2 separate regions of the Homo sapiens genome follow, and region 2 is linked to region 1. Evidence: chromatin contacts called from ENCODE Hi-C or POLR2A ChIA-PET data. All regions are on one chromosome and are shown on one strand. Each heading gives the region's core, a stretch centred on a gene start or an enhancer-like site at or near the end of the contact. The rest is flanking DNA. Distances are from core to core; before and after follow the strand shown.

What was found. A loop is a pair of places that touch in the nucleus more often than their neighbours do. ChIA-PET counts read pairs that join two places held with the same protein, here RNA polymerase II (POLR2A). Pooled maps may share reads with other maps.
Region 2: a loop to region 1 is called in a map of CD4-positive, alpha-beta memory T cell, with 11 times the contacts of the local background. The contact joins the promoter of KAT6B here to the promoter of DNAJB12 in region 1. A Hi-C loop is called at or near these places in 1 of 168 maps with a recorded cell type or tissue (CD4-positive, alpha-beta memory T cell) and 8 of 50 pooled maps. POLR2A ChIA-PET finds 5 or more read pairs at or near these places in 1 of 52 experiments (activated B cell).

What each region holds. Positions count from the first base shown.
Region 1 is chr10:72,353,645-72,356,748 of GRCh38, forward strand. It overlaps DNAJB12 (DnaJ heat shock protein family (Hsp40) member B12), which reads right to left and starts at 1,275. Exons shown (of 9, transcript NM_017626.7): 1 at 1,121-1,275. The coding sequence starts at 1,253. RefSeq lists enhancers at 732-861, 1,252-1,501.
Region 2 is chr10:74,825,302-74,828,432 of GRCh38, forward strand. KAT6B (lysine acetyltransferase 6B) reads left to right here and starts at 1,299. Exons shown (of 18, transcript NM_012330.4): 1 at 1,299-1,484. RefSeq lists enhancers at 1-377, 378-1,149 and silencers at 1-154, 265-364, 475-674, 1,365-1,764.

The DNA.
Region 1 (3,104 bases), core at 25-2,524:
ATGATCTTTGCTCTGCATCCCTGACTGGCAGGCTCAAGTGAGAAGGCACAGGTGAAGGAGCTTCCTAAACTGCAAAGCCCTATGGGTATTATTGCCAATCACATTATCTGCGCCAACCCTCTAATCTTCCCGAGGAGGAAACCCAAGCTCAGGAAGGTCACGTGGTAGCCGTCAGGATGAGACTGGGCCCTTCGGAGTGCCTGTTATTCCCAGACGGTTTACTGAGTGGTGATCACAAGCACCACCCGGTGTCTCTCTCCCCTCTAGCGTGGATTAAGAAAAACTCCTTGGAAAACTTAGGTTAAAGAAAAAAGAAAGGGTTCCCGGGTGAAGCGAGGTGATGAGTTGTAAAGCCAGCTTCACTCTTCCCTCCCTGGCTCAGGAGGCTCCTGTCCAGGGCAACTCAGCAGCCTCGGCGTCCACATGGCTGACCGCCGCTGGACTCTTGCGGGCGATGGAGGACTGGCGGTGGCTGAGGTCAGCACCTCCCACCAGGCCACCCGCTCCGAATCTCATCATCGGGAGGAGTGAGGGGCCCGGCTTCAGGACAGTCCGAGGCGGCGGACTGGGGTGGGTGCAAAGGCCGGCTTGCATTTTGGGAGAGTGGTCCCTGACCCTCAGCCCGAGAGGTGAGAGGGAGTGAAGATACGGAAGCGCCTTTCCCTGGCGCCCGAAGAACAGAAATGTCTCCCTGTCTAGCGCCCATTCTCTCCCTTAAAGGAGTTATGTTTATTTTCCTGAACTGTAATATTTCCCAGGCCGGCGACTGGCCTGGGCTACCGAACGGCCCCTTGGGAAAAGTAGTTCGAGTTCACTTCCAGGTAAGTTCCCTTCGTCCCGGCTGCCAGCGCGTTTCATTCTCGGAGACCTCAAACCCCAGCGGGCTCCGCCAGCACCCCGAAAGCTGAAGTCCCGGCCGCCCGAGTCTCCAGACGGCTCGCATCCCGCAGAGGAACAAGAGGGAAAAACTACGCCTCCCAGCAGCCACCGCGCGCCTCAGTGCGCAGGCGTAGCCGCGCCTCGCCACCCCTCCCCCTCCCCCAACTGCTCCCGTCGGTCCGTTCCCGTGTTCCCCCCATCAGTTCTAATGTCCCCAGTCTCTCCGGCACCTCACACTCACCGCGAACTCGCGGCGTCGGATACAGCCGCTGTGCCTTCTCCAGGAAGCGGAGCGCCCGGTCGGGCTGGTTGCTCTGGATGGCCTTGAGGGCGATGCTGATACAGCGCTCAGCTTCATCCTTGTTGGATTCCATGGCGGAACCAGAACGCGGAACCAGGGAGGGGGAGGCCGGGCGAGCGAAGGGCTGCGCCACCCGCCGGCGCGTCGCGGGCAGCCGGGCGCGGAGTGATGACATCCACCCTCCGCCCCTCCTTTCCCGAGTTTTGAGCGAGGGTGGAAGTGCTACCGTATGTCTTCTAAGAAAGGGACGGCTGGTGTAGGTGTCAATAATGGTGCACGCCCAGATTCCATGTTCCGGAGGTCTTAGAGTTGAGTATGCGCCAACCCTCTAATCTTCCGGAGGAGGAAACCCAAGCTCAGGAAGGTCACGTGGTAGCCGTCGGGATGAGACTGGGGCCTTCGGAGTGCCTGTTATTCCCAGACGGTTTACTAAGTGGTGATCTATATACGTAATGTAACTACATACGTTTCAGACAAAGGTTATTTATTCACTGAACAGATATTGAGTGCCCACTGTTTGTGAGGCATGGTTTTATGATGGGGATACAGGGGTGAGCAAAACAAAGCTCCTGCTCTCATGGAGCTTACATTCCAGTGTGTGTAGGCTGGGGGAGCTCCAGATAGATTCAGATAGTGATAAAAGCTCTGAAGAAAAATTATGGAAAACACAGGGATAGAGAGTGGGAGGCGCTATTTTAAATAGCGCGATAAAAGAAACCTCTCAGAAGCTGTCATTAACAGGTACCAGAATTCAGGAACGATAACAGGTAGATGTGACTGTCTGGAGGAAGGGTGGTCAGGCCGAAGGAACAGCAAGTGCAAAGGCTCTGAAAAGGGAATTCTCTTGGTGAGTTATAACAGATCAGGAAGGCGAATACATTCTAGGGAGCGTAAAGATTCTACTACAGGCTGGGCGCGGTGGCTCACGCCTGTAATCCCAGCACTTTGAGAGGCCGAGGCGGGCGGATCACTTGAGGTCAGGAGTTCGAGACCAGCCTGACCAACATGGAGAAACCCCGTCTCTACTAAAAATACAAAATTAGCCGGGCATGGTGGCACATGGCCTGTAATCCCACCTACTCGGGAGGCTGAGGCGGGAGAATCGCTTGAACCTGGGAGGTGGAGGTTGCGGTGAGCCAAGATCACACCATTGCACTCCAGCCTGGGCAACAAGAGTGAAACGCCATCTAAAAAAAAAGAAGAAAAAAAAAAGATTCTACTACAGAGTGTAATCCAGTTCTATCATTATCCCGTTCTTCGAGGGCTATCACTCCAGTGAAAGCAATCTTGTGAAGGTTGCCAGTGACCTCCACGTTGCCGAATCCCCGAGTCATCTGTCAGCCCTTACATTGCTTGGCCTTTCAGGCAGGATTTGGTAAGATGCTACTACAGTAATCCGGATGAGAGTCAGGAAGCTACTATTATAATACAGGTGAAAATTAATGGTAACTTGGATAAGGGTGATGGCGGAGGTGGTGAGTAGTAGTAAAATTCTGGATATATTTTGAAGACAGAATGACGCAATGGATGTGGGCTGTGAGAGAAAGAAGATTCAAGGATGATTCCAATGTTTTTGGCTTGATAACTGGAAGAAGAGAATTTCTATTTACTAAAACAAGGAAATGGAAAAGACTACAAAAGCAGTTTGGTGGGGGAATATTAAGGGTTTGATTCAGTTTATGATGCTTTTTAGAATCAAGCAGAGATACAGACTAGGATGTTGTACATACGTAGGGTTTAGGCAAAAAGGACCTGGAAATATAACTTTGGGGCCAGGCACAGTGGCTCACTCCTATAATCCCAACATTTTGGGAGGCCAGGGGTGGGAGGATCACTTGAGGCAAGGAGTTTGAGACCAGCCTGGGCAACAGAGTGAGATCCCATCACTACAAAAAAATAAAAAATTAGCTGGGTGTGGTAGTAC
Region 2 (3,131 bases), core at 49-2,548, 2.5 Mb after region 1:
CACCAGCGTCTCCGCCCTCCCCCGAGGGCGGCGAGAGGAGCCCCCCGGGGCGGAGGCAGGTACCCCCGGGGCGGAGACTGGGGCGGGCGGGGTCCGGGCTGCGCCCCCGGCCAGGCCGGGCGGGCTGGCGGGCGGCGCGGGGGGAGCGGGGCTGGGCGGCGCTGCCTCGGGCTCTGTGCGCTGCAGCCCGGAGCCGAGGAGGAGGAGGCGGAGGAGGAGAAGGAGGCGGCGGCGGTGGGTCCCGGGCGGGGGGAGCGCGGCGCTGCGGACCCGGGCGGCTGGCAAAGGACGAGGCGGAGGCTGAGGAAGGCAGCGGGGAGACCCAGGCTGCAGCAACAAAGGGCAGCGAGCGATTGGCCGGGCTGCAGGCGAGGTTAGCCGGGGACCCGGGTGGCCGGAGGCAGCGGCGAGCGGTGCACGTGCTTGCAGACACGGGCGAGTGTGGAGCCGGGGGGTGCACGCCCGGTGGGTAGGGGCTTGCTCCCCCGAGGCATGGGATGGCGAGGAGGCTGCAGCGACATCGTTCTGCCTGCACCCGGCCTGGGGCTGGCAGGGTAGGGGTGTGTTGGGGGGGGAAGGATGCGAGCCAGGGGGCGGGCGAGTAGTCGCCCGGGACGGGACGGGACGGGAGAGAGGGTGGAGGAGGGGGCGGGATGGAACGCTCCGGGCGGCGCGCCCGTCCGCACACTCCACCGAAGGAGCTGGCGACTGAGAACCTCGAATTTTAACTTCGCGTGCCCGCCCGCGCGCGCCCGCCCGCGCCCACCCCTAAATCCTGCGGCCGCCGCCAGCGATCAGCTCTCACACAAACTTTAGCTGCGGGCTAGGGGGTTTGGGGTTGAGTGGGGGAGGGGAGAGGGAAAAGGCCTCCTGATTGGCGTCGTCTGCAGCCAATAAGGCTACGCTCCTCTGCTGCGAGTAGACCCAATCCTTTCCTAGAGGTGGAGGGGGCGGGTAGGTGGAAGTAGAGGTGGCGCGGTATCTAGGAGAGAGAAAAAGGGCTGGACCAATAGGTGCCCGGAAGAGGCGGACCCAGCGGTCTGTTGATTGGTATTGGCAGTGGACCCTCCCCCGGGGTGGTGCCGGAGGGGGGGATGATGGGTCGAGGGGTGTGTTTATGTGGAAGCGAGATGACCGGCAGGAACCTGCCCCAATGGGCTGCAGAGTGGTTAGTGAGTGGGTGACAGACAGACCCGTAGGCCAACGGGTGGCCTTAAGTGTCTTTGGTCTCCTCCAATGGAGCAGCGGCGGGGCGGGACCGCGACTCGGGTTTAATGAGACTCCATTGGGCTGTAATCAGTGTCATGTCGGATTCATGTCAACGACAACAACAGGGGGACACAAAATGGCGGCGGCTTAGCTCCTACCCCTGGCGGCGGCGGCAGCGGTGGCGGAGGCGACGGCACCTCCTCCAGGCGGCAGCCGCAGTTTCTCAGGCAGCGGCAGCGCCCCCGGCAGGCGCGGTGGCGGTGGCGCGCAGCCAGGTCTGTCACCCACCCCGCGCGTTCCCAGGGGGAGGAGACTGGGCGGGAGGGGGGAACAGACGGGGGGGGATTCAGGGGCTTGCGACGCCCCTCCCACAGGCCTCTGCGCGAGGGTCACCGCGGGGCCGCTCGGGGTCAGGCTGCCCCTGAGCGTGACGGTAGGGGGCGGGGGAAAGGGGAGGAGGGACAGGCCCCGCCCCTCGGCAGGGCTCTAGGGCAAGGGGGCGGGGCTCGAGGGCGGAGGGGGGCGGGGCGGGATCGGGTGGGGGCGGGGTTCGGGGAGTCGGAAGGCGGGGGCTGAGAGGGAATTTCTGAGTGGGAGTGAACTGGTAGGAGCGGTGGGGGGCCGGCGAGGGTGTGAGGAAGACTAGTGAGGGTTGGGTGGGAGGAGAAGCTGAAGGTGTAGAAGCAGGTGCAGAGGGAGAGTTAGGGAGGGATGCAATTTGAGAGAAGTGGAAGGCGGACCGAGGGGTGTGTGAGGGCAGGTGAGATGATACCGAAGGCGAGATTGCAGTTGTCTGGGCGCAGAGTAGGTGGGTTTGGGTGTGGTGGATGTGGAGTAGAGTTGAAGCGGTGCAGAGTGTTGGGTTTGGGGAGGCGTTGAGGGGTTTGGGGAGGCATTGAGGCGCATGTGAGGAGCAGGTACGATTGCAGTGATGGGAAAGAGGTATCTGGGTGGATCGCATGTTGGAATAAGAAGGAGGTTTGCTAGCTTTGGGGTATGAAGTATTTTTTAAAAACGTGGAAGGATGGGATGGTTGTGCTTGGGAGAGTTTCTGAAAGATGATGCTAAGACAGCAGAGCAAACTTAAATATGAAGGAAGGGGAGAGAGGCTGCTTAGAACTTGCAAAATCTGTGGCAGAAAATCTCCTGGGGACAAGGGATTGGTAGGGGTGGGACAAGGCGGCAGGTGTGAAGAAAGTGGGTGGAGCTGTACAGTAATTTTCGGTGAATGTGATTTGGTGGACTGTGCCAGGGGTGAGGATGGGGCAGAGAAAGGTGTTAGTTTGGGAGACAAGTTGTTTGATAGGCTGTATTTATTATTTTTTATAAAAATGAGAAAAGGGTCTCACTATGTTGCCCAGGCTGGTCTCGAACTCCTGGCCTCAAGTGATCTGCCCACCTCTGCCTGACTGATGGGATTACAGACGTGAGCTATGGCGACCCGTGATACGCTGGATTCATTATGTTAAACTTGATCTGGAGTCTTCAAGGGAGTGTCCGGCAGCAGGGTATCCCAGGAAGAGACATGCACCATACCTTGGGATAGGACATTTTGCATAGCTTTGAATTTGCTAGTACTTTGCTGTGGGCAGAGTGCAGGGAGTGGTAGGAGATGACCAGGCAAAGGCAGAGGAGGGGTTAGATTACAAATGGTGTCCTATGCCCCATGAAGGAGTTTAAGCCCTGTAATTGGTAGAAGGTGTTGGGACGTGTTAAAGAGAGTGTTAGACAGAAGTTGTGAAGGGGTAGTGATAAAGAATTACAGATGTGGGAAATAGGAAATGAAGACCAACGAACCAAGTATGTTTGGGGTTGGAGGTACCAAGGAAATTCAGGGTAGAGCATATGAGGGCCCCTCCTATATGGACAGAAGGTGGAAATAGCAAATGGAAATTAGTTGTGTTCGAACAGTCTTAGTTCTA